Regions from separate parts of the Homo sapiens genome. Here regions 2 and 3 are each linked to region 1. Evidence: chromatin contacts called from ENCODE Hi-C or POLR2A ChIA-PET data. All regions are on one chromosome and are shown on one strand. Each heading gives the region's core, a stretch centred on a gene start or an enhancer-like site at or near the end of the contact. The rest is flanking DNA. Distances are from core to core; before and after follow the strand shown. Region 1 holds the start of CXCL12 (C-X-C motif chemokine ligand 12). Region 2 has its middle 100 kb from the start of LINC02659. Region 3 overlaps LINC00841 (long intergenic non-protein coding RNA 841).

Evidence for each region. A loop is a pair of places that touch in the nucleus more often than their neighbours do. ChIA-PET counts read pairs that join two places held with the same protein, here RNA polymerase II (POLR2A). Pooled maps may share reads with other maps.
Region 2: a pooled map shows a loop between it and region 1 (2.4-fold over the local background). The contact joins the enhancer-like site here to the promoter of CXCL12 in region 1. A Hi-C loop is called at or near these places in 2 of 168 maps with a recorded cell type or tissue (CD8-positive, alpha-beta T cell and heart right ventricle), 1 of 37 single-sample maps with no recorded cell type and 1 of 50 pooled maps. POLR2A ChIA-PET finds 5 or more read pairs at or near these places in 1 of 52 experiments (activated CD4-positive, alpha-beta T cell).
Region 3: a map of Right ventricle myocardium inferior shows a loop between it and region 1 (2.2-fold over the local background). The contact joins the enhancer-like site here to the promoter of CXCL12 in region 1. A Hi-C loop is called at or near these places in 1 of 168 maps with a recorded cell type or tissue (Right ventricle myocardium inferior) and 6 of 50 pooled maps.

What each region holds. Positions count from the first base shown.
Region 1 is chr10:44,382,396-44,386,735 of GRCh38, reverse strand. CXCL12 (C-X-C motif chemokine ligand 12) reads left to right here and starts at 1,639. Exons shown (of 3, transcript NM_199168.4): 1 at 1,639-1,791. The coding sequence starts at 1,731. RefSeq lists a silencer at 1-110 and enhancers at 2,004-2,695, 2,696-3,389, 3,390-4,083.
Region 2 is chr10:44,014,660-44,019,032 of GRCh38, reverse strand. No RefSeq gene overlaps it. Among named protein-coding and RNA genes, the nearest start is that of LINC02659, 100 kb to the right of the region's middle. RefSeq lists an enhancer at 3,343-3,842. Within about 2 kb of position 1,757, at least 2 of the 41 ENCODE cell types and tissues checked have a DNase peak (open chromatin) inside an H3K27ac peak, as active enhancers do.
Region 3 is chr10:43,958,270-43,962,877 of GRCh38, reverse strand. All of the region lies in intron 4 of LINC00841 (long intergenic non-protein coding RNA 841), which reads right to left. Among named protein-coding and RNA genes, the nearest start is that of LINC02659, 48 kb to the right of the region's middle. Within about 2 kb of position 1,282, at least 6 of the 41 ENCODE cell types and tissues checked have a DNase peak (open chromatin) inside an H3K27ac peak, as active enhancers do.

The DNA.
Region 1 (4,340 bases), core at 390-2,889:
AGGGCGCCGGAGCCCCAGCGCTGCGGCCGGTGAGCGGCCAGGCTCCCCGGCCCAGCCCAGCAAAGGCCTGGGGACGCCCGACGGCTGCCTTCTTCACTGGACCTCACTGCCTTCAGTTCTTTAAGAGCAGGGCCAAGTCAGTGGGGTTCCCGGCTCCAAGCCCAGTGCCCAGGGTGGGTGGGTGGGTGGGTGGGTGGGTGGATGGATGGATGGATGGATGGATGGAGTGCCGGCCCACAGCCATCTAACGGCCAAAGTGGTTTTGGAAAAAAAATGCACAGAAGACACCTACTCCCACCAGCGGAGTTCCGGAGCCCTCGCAGCCTCCTGTTGACCGCTCCCGCCTAATGCAGCCGCTGACCGCCCACTCCCCGACGGCCAGGACTCCCCAGGGACAGGGACGTGTCCCCAGGGCAGGCCCCTGGATGGACGCGGCGACTGACCCCACTTCGCTGGACGCTGTGCTGGGAAGGACACAGAGAGGTGGCTGGGGCAGCCTGCGGTCACAAAGCGAGGCCCAAAGGGGCGCTCTCCTCACCCCCACGTCTCCTGGGTGCCGACCTGCACCCTCCCTTCGCCACCGGACTGGGGCCATCTGGGATGTCTCGGGGGTATCCGGAGGGCTAAGCACCGCCGAGGGACGGCTCCGTGGGAAGAGTTTTCTGGACCCAGAAGGCAGACGCCAGTAGTACTGTCCTAGGAGTCGGAGGTCGGGGTGGGGGAGTTCTCAGCTCTTTGGGTCGCACGGAGCTTTTCTTGGGTAAGGCAGTAAGTACTTAGGTTTAAAGGACTTACTTACAGCTACCATTTATTGAGTACTGTCTGCTTGTCAGACACGATGCAGAGAATTTCGCGGCGTGGGGCGGGTCTCATTGAATCTCCCGTCCCACTCCGCGGGGTGGGCCTGTGATTAGCTCATTTCACCATTGAGAGGTCGGAAGTACAAAGGCTACATTCGCTTTTACTGAGAGCCGCCGGCGCCTTCTGCTTTGTTTGTACAGGCGAGGAAACTGAGGCTCGGCTGGTGGCGCCGTGGGCTTGGAGTCCGAGCCACGCTGACTGCAAAGACGGGTCTCATTCCCGCAGATCGAGCTCTGCCGGCGGCTGCGCCGCAAGCCGGGCAGGTGGCGAGCTTGAGCCCCCACGCACAGAAAGCAGGACCCCCTCGGCTGCCTTGGGCCGCCACCGCCAGCAGGCCCTCCGCCCGGGACTAACTTGTTTGCTTTTCATTGGTTCTCATTCAGTTCCCGCCATCGAAAGGCCCCGTCCCGCAGCTTTCCACGCGCGCCCCACTTTACGCCTAAGGTCCTCAGTCTCTCCAGTGGGGCCCTGTCACAGGGACAATAAGCGGCCCTCCAGCCGGCGTCGCTCAGGCTGCGGACCTCACTGCAGACCGGGCCAGCGGTGCGGGGCCCAGCGGAGCCTGAGAAGGTCAAAGGCCGGAGCGCACTGCGCCTCGGGAGCACAGAGGGAGCGGAGGAGGGGCGAAGGGGATGGGTGGGGGGTGCCGCCGAGGGAGTCGCGCGTCAGAGACCCCGGCCACGGCCAGCACTCGGCTCCGGGCCCGCCCCTCACCGCGCGCCCCGCCCCGCCCCGCCTGGCTCTCCCCTCTAAAGCGCCCGGCGCGCGCCTCCCACCGCCGCACTTTCACTCTCCGTCAGCCGCATTGCCCGCTCGGCGTCCGGCCCCCGACCCGCGCTCGTCCGCCCGCCCGCCCGCCCGCCCGCGCCATGAACGCCAAGGTCGTGGTCGTGCTGGTCCTCGTGCTGACCGCGCTCTGCCTCAGCGACGGTAAGTGCGCTCGGCGGGGAGGCCCTGGCGAGGCTCTGGGCTTCGGCTCCCGCCCGGCGCAGAGCCGCGGCTCCTCTGCCTGCGCCCGCAGTTTGCGCCGCCCGACACAGTGGGGGTGGAGGCAGCTCGCTTAGCTGGGCGCTCTGGTGCGGTGTCGCGTTCAAAGCCCTACTTTTGCGCCGAGGGTTTGTGACCTGCAGAGAGCGACCGCCTGACCTCAAGCTGGCTGCAGAGCGAGGTCAGCCGGGACAACTGGGCAGGAACGCCCCAAGAGAGCGTTCGGGACTGGCGCGGGAAGGCGCGAGGGTGGGGAGCCGCGGACCCCAGACCCCTGCCTGCCCACCCTCCACCCACTGCCTTCCCGCTGCGGGCTCGGTTTCCACAGGCGAATGGGCTCCGAGGTCCTGCTGCGCACAGTGCTGGAGGTCGGGCGGTGCATGGCGAGAGCGCGCTTTGCAAAGTTCGCCTCATGCCGCGACTTGAGGCTGTGAGGTCCGATGCAGCCGCGCAGCCTCCGCTCCCTGCGAAGCCGATCCTCTCCCCACACCCTCGCGGGGCTCTTGGCCAGGCGCGGGCGGGCTGCGCGGCGCAGCTGTCGGGCTTGTGCCACCCGCCAGGCCGCGCTTCTGCACAGCTCCGCGGTCCGCAGCGACGCGGACCTGGGCGCGCGTCCAGCCGCTGTCTTCCTGTCTCTTCTCGGGTTCACCTGAGAGAGGCCCAGGGACCCTCCGAGCCTCACACGCCCCCTCCCCAGCTCCCCAAACACACCTGCAGACAGGCTCTTTTGTCACCAGCTGGCCAAGCGCTTTGCCCCAGAATGAGAGCTGCAGCAAAGTTCAATCTCCAAGGCCCTGGGCCACTGGGAACCGTGGTGTCCCGTTTCACTGGGAGAGGGCTTTTTTCTTTTCTTTCGCTGAAGAGAAACTCGCTGCGCTGTCACAGGACACCGATGCAAACCAAAATAAACTGTTGCCTCTGAACACACAAAACAAAACCCTGTGGCTCAGGCCGCTGAGCTTCCTTGGCTGTGAAGTTTCCTGCAAAGAGTTGAAGGACACTCTGAGTGCTCTTGCAGCCGCGGGCTGTGCAGGCCCAGCGCGCCTCGAGCCCTTGGCTGGGTTGGTGCAGACGTGGCCCCGGCGTCCTAGCTGGCTTGGACTGTGCGCTGGTGTGAGCAGGACCAGCGCAGCTGAGTCGGGCTGGAGAAGCTGGGCAGCCTGGGGTCGTGGCGGACTGCCTAAGTGTTAAGGACACAGACTGAAGGCAATTGGGAATGTTCGTCGTTGATGAAAAGTCCCTGAGGCTGTGTCTGCACACTGACCCCCCCCCCCCCCCGCAAGTCATGGGGCATGTTTCTAGTTTTTATTGCTGGATATTCTTCTGTTCCTGTAAGGTCTCTGGTTTGGGCAGTTATTGACTGATTGGTGGGATGAGCGCGGAGGTGTCACAGTGCGCCGCTCTGGGAAATGGTGCTGCCCCCTCCCCGGAGGGCTGGAGAGAGGATTGGAATGAGGAACCTCGGTCTTTGAGTTATGGGTGCAACTGACCTGGGGGAAGCACAGAGACGTGGGGTTCATCCCAGACTCCTCCTGGCCTGGGAAGGGTGACATGGCCCTCAGAGTTGCCCCATTGGCAGCCAAGTAACCAGGGCAGGAGCCTGGGCTCCAGGCAGATCTGCTCCTTACACACATCGCCAGAATGTTTTGTTTTGTTTTGTTTTCCCCTCACCTCACAGTGCCTATGTGCCCCCTATCCCCACACTTAGTCCTCAAGCTGCACTACAGAGAGAGCTTGGCCAGGGGTCCTGCCCCTCCCCCATTGGCTGACTTCCGTCAGGCAGCTGGGCCCTTGGGTTTCCCGGGCTTAAACTCAGGGTGGGCCCCCTTCCCAAGCCTGCTTGGAGGGGCCAGCTGGGCTCCTGTCTCTGCATTAGACTGGAGGGCTTTCTGAAAACTCCTGGAGCCAAGCTCACCCGGTCCCAAATCCGGGGTACCATCAGAGCCAGTCAGGACTCTTGCCGGTACACGGATTTACATCCAGAACGGTTGGGAAAGTTAGTCTTACTGACAAAAAGCTGGAGGAAGGAGCACATGAGGTACACACGAGACCATGTTCTTTTGGTAAGCACACCTGGGGGCTCTGTCACTTTAAAAAGACCTGTTGAAATTCGCTGCTTGACAGGCGGGCCTTAGGTCCTGGGAGTAGAAGCAAGAATTGCTTTTGAAGGAAATGGATAATCCCAGGGGGTGGAGGGGGAGAGGAGAGAGAGCCTGTGTGTTGAGCTCTGAATAGGCTCTGATTTCTGGCCTCATCACCACTGCTTGGTTGGGGGGCCAGAGGAGCTTCTCTCCTCTGGGCGCTGGAGAGTCACAGCCCCACCCATCCCAGCGGGGGCGGCTGCAGCACTTGCCCTTGGCTGCATATCTTCAAGCTCACTGTTGCCGGGAGGGGGCTTGTGCCTCACTACCGGCCTCCTATTCTCCTGCTCCACCCCCAACCCACCCCCTGCCTCAGCTTGGAAGGGCCCAAAAGAAATCCAGGGAAACCTG
Region 2 (4,373 bases), core at 508-3,007, 370 kb after region 1:
TCATTCCATCAACAATGAAGAGCAGAAGTTTTAATTTAATGAGTTCAATGTACCCATTTCATTTTTATTTTATAGATTGAGCTTTTGGTATAGTATCTTGAAAAAATCTTTGCCTTACTCAAGAGCATGAAGATTTTCTCCTCCGTTTTCTACTAGAAGATTTATAGCTTTTGATTTCACATTTAAGTCTATGATCCATTTGAGTTAAGCTTTTGTATATGATACAAGACATAAGTTAAAAGTTCATTTTATTTTGCATGGATGTGTCCATTGTTACAGTCTTTTGTTGAAAAGACTTATCCTTTCTCCACTGAAATGCTTCTGCATTTTTCTTGCAAATCAATATCCCATATAACTATGTTTACTTCTTGACTCTTTGTTTTGTTCCATTGATCTTTTTGTTTATCTTAATGCCTATACTACACTATCTTGATTACTGTAGCTTTATAATAAGTCCTTAAATCAGGTAGTGTTGGTCTTCCAACTTTGTTCTTTGTTTTTTTTTTTTTTTTTTTTTAAGCTGTTTTGGCTACTATAGGTCTTTTAAATTTTACTCTAGGTCTTTTGAATTTTAGAATTAACTTACAATTTTTCTCTTAAAAAAAGTCTGCTGACATTTTGATTGGGATCCTATTGACTCTGTTAATTCAGGGAGAATTACATCTTAATAACGTTGCATCTTCTAACTCACAAACAACATATTGCTCTCTACTTATTTAGGTTTTATTTAATTTTTCTCAACAACGTATTTTGTTATTGGTGTAGGTTGAGGTCTTTCACATGTTTTGTCAGATTTATCTCTAAGTATTTCATATTTAGTGCTATTCTAAATAATACTGTTTTTAATGTTAGTTTTTGGGGGGTTGTTACTATAGCATATTAAAATAAAATTGATTTTTGTATTTGATTTTTGTCTTGCAATCTTACTAAATTCACTTATTAGTTCTGCTAGCTTTTTTGTAGGTTCCGTCAGATTTTCTACATAGGCAATCATGTGTCTCCAGGTCCACCGGGCTTGACCCTGGGCCAGGCTGAAGTCAGCAGAAGGGCATCACTGCCTGCAGGGAGGGACTGAGAGGAAGAGCGAGCACAGAGCACAGAAGCCAGAGCCTTCCAGGGGAGACTTGGGAAACCCAAAGCTAGGGGTCATCTGAGAAGAGAGATATCTTTGGCAAAATCCAAAGTCTGGAGAAAACAAATCCAAACTGGAGAGGAAGGAGAGAAGGGCCAGGCTGTGCAGAGGCATGGCCCAGGGCAGAACAGGATGCCACGCTGAAGCTGAACACTGTTCCTGATGCCTCGACACCTTACTCCACACCTGGAAGCCTGCCTTGTGCCTTGATTCATTACAAGTTTCCTGTCCAGTCCTTTTCCTTTTAGCTTGGATGTCCCATACATCCTCTCATCCATTCACTCAATAGTCATCTGTTAACCCATGAGTCAAGCTCCAAGCTAGGCATGAGGGATATAAAAGGTAAGAATAAGCCAGTAAACATAAAAGTTGCCTTTGTGGAGCTCAGAGACTACTGAGGGAGGCAGATAAACACAACCAAAGTTATGGGACAATGGGATTAACTACATAGGAAAGTGACTTAGAAAGATCTTTGAAGCTAAGCATAGCAGTGCTAGCTCTGCCTGGGTGAGTCAGAGAGTAGTCCTTTAATTATATTCCCTACAAAATAAGTGAGTTCTTTAGGGAAAGGGGAAGTAAAGGGTGGGAGGGCCCTGCTCTATTTCTGAATTCTCTGTGGCTAACTCAGGGCCTGGCACATAGTCACAGTTCAAGTTGGTTTTGCAATGGACTGACATTGACTTTTCAGTTTTCTCTATTTTTATCCATTTCTTTACTGCTGCCAGATTATTTCCCAAAGCATAGAGCAAACAACAGGCAGTTCTCCAGGGGTAAGCTTCTCCACTGCACCAAAGCATTCTCAGAATTAGGAGTGTATTCTCTAGCCCTGTGGATCTCTCGGTTGTTTTTGCTTTTGTTTCTATTTTGGTGGCTAGCAACAGAAAACAACCATGGCTTATGAAAGCAAAAGCATTTTTAATTGAAAGGCTATGAGAGATTCAAAAAATAGAAATAGAAGGACCAGACTTCCAAAACGACAAGACTCAGGACTCAGGATAGTTCAGGGATGTGGAGGACTTGAATTGATGATGGCCTCTGCCTTTGGGGTGCAGTTACTGGGGCGAACGGAAGCCCAGGGCAATCGCACTTCCAGTTTCTCCTCTCAGACAAAAATTCCAAGGAGAGAACAGTGGATTGACCTGGCTTGGTCCCATCCTGACTTATTGGTCAGCAAAGATGGGAGCAGGTTAGGACAACTTGGTTGACAGCCCCACTAGAAAGCTACCCTATGGAGAAAGGGCCTCCAGCACAAAATTAGGGAGCTGTTACCAGAAGATGAGGTGGACACCAGGCAGGCAGAAGCAAAAACAAACAACAAAGTGAAAAAAATGCAAACAGTCAAGAATGTTTTTGACCACTCAAGCAGTAAAAAAAATCTCCAAAAGTGGGTACAAGTGACTTTTATGTCTCATCCAACATTTCTCTCTTTCATACCCCCTTTGCTCCAGTGAAACTGGCCCTTTCCAATGCAGGAAGCAGCAGGCTCACATGCCTGCAGGAGCTTTTCTGCACCACCACTCCCCACCCCTACCCCCTGAGATTCTTGCATGGCTGGCACCTTCTGGTCACTCCTGGTCAGCAGGCTCAGATGCCATCCACTGCACTTCCTGTCTCCTCCCGCAGGCCATCCTGACTGCCTGCTATGGTATGCCAGAGAGGGGCTGGGCCATTCACTTCTGCAGAGAAACTAGGGTGCTCTCCTCACCTGTGAACCCCAGTCCCCAGCCGAGGCCCTGGTACCACGTCGATGCCCAGGGAAAGCTGAGAAGGGAAGGTGGGCAGGGCCACTCCCAGGCCACAAAGCAGGTGCTCTGCATACACTTCTGCTCACTTGTGCCACATTCAGACCTGTTACCTCATTTGAAAATGACCAGCCTCTAAAACTCATTTCTGTAATATTACATTCTAGTCATCCATCAAATTCTGGCTTCCAGAGCAGCCAATATTCTCCGTGTGCCTGGGATATAAACGCATTGAGGCAGCCAGAGAATGGGATATGCCACAGACCAGGGTCAAGGATGTGGCTTCTAATGTCTGCCTTGCAGCTAATTGCTGTATGGCCAGATGCTCCCTGAGGCTCCACTTCTCCAAGAACAGGAGGAGAGGCTGTCACTCCCTGGTTTCTGTAGCAGGAGGACAGAGGTCCTAGAGCCAGCTACGCCCAGGTGTAAATCATGCCTTTCTCTCCTACTAGCTTTGGGGGCTGGATAATTAATTTAGCCCCAAACTCCACTGATATCAGAAGCTCCTGGTGAACTCTTGGAAATTACAGATATTTTGACTCTAGAAATGTTGATTTAGGAAGTCTGGAAAGAAACTCAGAAATCTGTATTCCAAAAGCTTCAGGGTGATTCTGCTGATCAGCGAGGCTGAGGAGCCACTTCCTCAGTTGCTCTGAGCCTGTTTCCTCATTAGTAAATGGAAATAAGAACAAAGTTTTCTTCAGAGGATTTTTAAGAGGGCTCATGAGATAATGTGTGCACACTTCTTGGCAGGCACAGTGGGCACGCCTGTGGGTGGTTGGTCAGTGGTGGTCGGGCCAGTAGGGATGCCTGAGACTGTCCTACAAGGCACTTCATCTGGCACTGGACAGTGATGAGCATGGCGGGTGCTTTCCTGGCCCCAGGGAGACTGTGGGCCAGAGCAGGGGAGACAGACAGCACACAGGACACTGAGGAGGCATTTCTGTTTGCCATTCTCCTTCTCTGGGCCTGCCACTAAACCCTACCTGGACAGTCACTGTGAGGGTGGCCAGAGCGCAGAGCCCCAGGACACAGCCTGGGTGCCGGGGACAGGTGGGGCTGGAGAGGCAGAGAGAGACCACATTCTGAGTGGAGAGCCAGCCGGATGCTGACGCAGGCGGAGATAAAGAGGCGCCTGGTAGGAGGTGGGGGCGGAGTGGGGAGAATTCACAGGGGGCTGGGTGTCCAAGTAATGGGGAAGCTGCAGGTTCAGTAGGTGTTGCATCTTGAGGGCAAGAGAAGTGGACACGGCTCTCCATTCCACTCTCATCCCCACCGAGCAAGTCGAGTTCTGACGAGGCGGCGAGGCCGCTTTGGGATCATTTCATTCCTGGATGGAGCATCACAGCAGAGGTGATTCAGAGGCAAAAGACTCAGGACAGGTTCCTGGCACAGCCAGGAACCCTCGGCTTCCTGGAAAAGCTGAACCACTATGTCCCTAGTCCTTAGTGAGTGCCTATGAGGAGGGAGGGTTACGACTCTAGGGTATGGGGTGAAAA
Region 3 (4,608 bases), core at 33-2,532, 420 kb after region 1:
AAGCCCAGGCAGCTGGTGTTTGAGCTTCATTAACTTGGAGATCCATAAATCTCTCCCCCTGGTTTCCAGGTCAAAGGGATTGCTGGGTGGAAGAGCTCCAAACCCTCTCAGTTGTGGGAAACATCCCTGTGACTTTGCGGGAAGGTAGGCCTGGCCCCGATGTCCCATAGCCAGCAGGTCACTCTTAAGGGAGTGGTCCAGAGGGTCCCACCCTCTGATGGTCCTGGGCTGGGGTATAACACTCAGCGGAGCTGCAGGAGAGGGGACAGAGTACTTGTTGCCCGGCTGCATTTGTGCAGTACTGGTGCTGGGGCCCCCACACAAACCCAAGCACCAGCCCTGGCACCCAGCTGAGTGGCCAGCCCACAATCCCAGAGATGGCAAGGGCGGGCAGAAGGGGAAGAGTGAAGGAGAAGCAGCAATTGGGCACCAGGCTCCAAAGGCGCTGAAAGACAGGGCAGCCACTAGAAAGTCATGGGGAGCAGATTCCTGAGGGCCTGTCTGCAAATACTTATTTTTCTTTCTTTGAACATTCTTAGGACCACAGAAATGGGAGCAATTTCAAGAGGACAGACAGACTCTGCCCCCTGCCCTGCCAACACCCGCAGCCACGATTGCCTTTCCTCCTCCTCCCCATTCTCCTTTTCCGTCTCGCCGCAAGCCCAGATTTCGTGCTGAGCCCTGCACATGAAGTGTCTCCCTTAAATGTCATAAAGACCCCATTCTACAGATGAAGACACCAACGCATTGAGGGCATGAACAACAAGCCCAGAGGTACCCTGTCCCTCCACAGAGCTGGATCCAGACCCAGTCTAGACCTATTCCAGAGCCCAGCCTCACTGTGTCTGGGGCACGATGGTCCCTGGCCTGGAGTGAAGAACACGAGATCCGAACCTTCAGAGTACGCCTCTCTGCCTCAGCCAAGCTCTCTGTTCTGGAACCTCTGCAGGTTATTTCTAATTGAGAAGGTGCAGCAAAGCAGTTAGGGACCTGGACTCTCAAATCCAGTACAGTCACATGTTCTCAGCCACACGACCTGGGGAAGGCACCCAGCCACTCGCAGGCTGGAAGGAGGTTACAGAGGTCACCGAGGCACAGCCCTCACAGGAGATGTGGGTGGCATGGGCACTCAGGAAGTTAGCTGTTATCAGTCATTATTCCTTGACACCCACTCTGCCTGTTTGTTCCCTCAAACTTCTTGCAAGAGAACTATGAAGAGGTTGGGATTCTTGCTGATTTATGGTCATTACTGATGATGTCACGACTGTCCACTCAGGGCCCAAGGACACCAGGACAAGTTAGCAGCCTGCACAGGAATCCAGGAAGTTGTTATTTTAATCTTTAATGCTAGTTTTTTTTGCCAAGCTAAACAACCCCTATCGGCCCCGTAGTATGTTAACATTTTGGGAAAAATTTATGAACTGCTCCAATCCATTTTTGGTAAAGCCCATTACCTCTGAATATAGAATCAAGGTTCCAATTAAAGCTCTCCATTAGAGAATTAAAGTTATTTGCCAAACCAGAAGAGAAAAAAGATCATTCTTCATAATTTTCAAGTTCATCTGCCTGAAACCAGCAGTCTCCTTCCAGTCCTCAGGCAAGTGATCAACTCATTCAATGTTTCAGAGCATGGACCACAAAACAGAGAAACTTCTGGGAATCTGGACAAAACAGTGCCTCCCCCCAAGGGATCTCAGACAGTCGCTAGGGCTTGCACACACACATATGCGCACATACACACACTCACATGGTTGCTCTAGGATCCTAACATCTGTAGTCAAGGAGGTCCAATGTTTTTAGGAGTAAAAATAAATCCCAATTTCTTCCACTTTGGAAGCTCGTAGACGGCAGGCTTTGTAGGAGAAGTTATTTCAACTGGGTTTAAAAGTTTTGGTACGGTTTTGCCGGATAGAAATAGATGGGCAAATACACAGAGGTTGAGAAGTCCAAGTCAGTGATGCTGAGGGCCCAGGACCATCTGTGTTTGGAGACAGCAGGTGGGAGTGCAGAGATGATGCTAGAAAACTTCCCGAATACATGTTATGATGCTAGGCGTTTATTCTGATAGGTGTATTTTACTTCTGACAGATCTCTGCAAAATCTCCAGCTCCTGCCTTTCTGGGCTTTCAGAATCCAGGACCATATGGGACCCATGGACAGTGCAGGCAGGGCAGGAGGCCTCTCCGGGTGCTGAGCTGCCCCGCCATGGGCCACAAGCTGTGCTTCTCAGCACCAATGGTTGTGTCACTCTCATTGGTGGTGCTGGCTTTAGGAGGATGTTGGGGACTCTTTTTGACTCTCCTTGTCTAGATGCCCACATTCTTTGTTAAGGAGCCATCTCCTTTGCTGGGGTCCCCTCTGCCCTCTCTGTTCTAGGATGGTGGGACTATCTGATAAACTAAGTTTTCCAGGGCAGCCCAGGAGGGAAGGCAGCACATGGCTGCACGGAACCTTCTCTGGAGACACAGAATGAAGACCTACAGCCATGCAACCTCCCTTTACTCAGGTCTTTCCAATAGAGAAACTATTCAAGGAAGCCCCCAGGCCTGTGCACGAGGACAAAGAGCAACAAAGAAATAACAAATGGAGTTCAGTTCTAGGACGCCTGATGTCTGCTTAAGAATAAAGGGGCATTTCATTTTGAGATGGGAAGTGGGGACCCTGGGGCCCTGTCCATTGAAATGACCCTTGGCTTCTAGAAGTAGGGGACAGCCCTTACCCAGCTCAGGCATCACAAAATCCTCAGCCAAGCAGCTGGGGGCCTTTAGGGGTATCGTTGGTGTTGTCCTGCTGCCAGCTCCCCGGCCAGATGGAGCCCAGAGCACCGTGCCAGGTTCTTGAGGGCAGACCCTGCAGGCTGCTGAGTGAGCCGAGGAGGGTCAGAAGATTCCTCCACTGACGGCTTTTGGCTGGTCAGTGAGTGCCCATGACCTTGGAGGAGGAGCCCAAGGCTCTGTCAGGCTCTGTCCCCTGTAAATTATTACATGGCCACCTTGTGGCTCAGAGGGCCCTACCTACTATATGAAAATGATATATCTTGAATGATTTATTTATGTCTTTAACAATCATCTATTGAGCACACGTGGCCATGTGGTTCCTCCCCTTGAGCTCACAATCTAATAAAAATAAATATAAGTTATTTCAGTGCAGTCTAGTGCATGCAGTACCAGCATGTCCACATGACAGGGGCTGTTACAAAGGAGTACGGGATTCCCTTCAGGCAAGCAGGGACGTGTAGAGAGAGGCTGGATAAGCCTCCTCAGGGAGGCGATGCTCTAGGCTTCTGGCTAGGAGTGTGCCAGGCAGATGTCTGTGCAGCCTCATTCCAGCAGCAGAAACACCTACTCCATTGTCCAGATTTGGAACACTGGAGAGGGAAAGGGGATGCGGTTACCAATGATAATCAAACAATAGGCATAAACCAGTGCTGTCCCCAGCCATGTGGGACACGTGTTCACCCTGTGTCTAAACAGAGTGTGCACAGGCATTGGAGGCATGAACAACATCTATTGAATTTGGGCTGCTAGTAACAAAAACCATTGCTAAGTGTGTGTAACTCGAGTCCAAGTCAGCCTCCAGGTGAGGTGCCATTCAGCATCTTAATGCCTCCACCAGGGACCCAGCTGCCTTCTCCTCATGTGTTTCACTGTCCTCACCCTCAGCTTCATCCCAGGGCTGTGGCCCCAGTGGTCTGTCTCAGGGCAGCCAACAGCAACACGCTACAAGCTCTCTTATCCACACCAGTGAGACAGAAAGGAAGTCATCTTCGCTTCAGCCTGACTCTCCACCCCAGGTCAATTACGCAGGGGATGCTGCGTGCAGAGAAGGAGGACAAGCCGCCTTCCTCCCAAGAGCTGGGCAGGGGGTAATGGGACATGAGGAGAGAGCAGGAGAGCAGTACAGGGTGGGCAGTCAGCAGTGCCCACAGCCAGGACAATTCCAGATTCCTGGAGCTGCAGGCAGGGACAGAGGTCATAGGGGAAGGTGAAGAACATCAGAGTACAGGGAGGAGGGAGCAGATTCTGAACAGTCCTGTCCACTTTTAATGGAAAGTCAGGTTGAATTTAAGCTTTGTGCTTTTAGAGAACTCACTCTTGAGATAACATGGAGGGTGGACTAGCAAAGGGTACATTATAGGCGTGGAATCAACAGTAATGCTACGGCAAAATTCAGGTGAAGGGTGATGTGGCTGACTGCTCCCTTTTCTGGATCCCAGATCTGGATGTGTAAACATTTTCTGGGCATCTGCTTCTTTGCACTGTGGGGAGGTTGAAGTCAGGGTCTACCCTTCCCCACCTCTCTGTCCCTGCAGTAAGCAGGTGACTGTGCACACAGTGGGTACTTAGTAAATATTTGATGCTTAAGTGAATGATGGAATGGGTGCCTCTGATGAGGGCCCTGTTCACCCAGCCAGTCTGGTAGGCAGGCTTTCCTGCTCTGCCAGTCTCAAGGCTGCCACTCTTGGTGGCCATGTTGAATGGCATGAAGCCAGGGACTTAGAGAGCTTCCCTGCTCCCTAGTGTACTGAGATAGCAGCCAGGCAGGGCGTGTTTCTGGTCACAGGCTTAGGAGAAAGGCCAGGATCCTACCGGGTTCACGGCCCCGGTA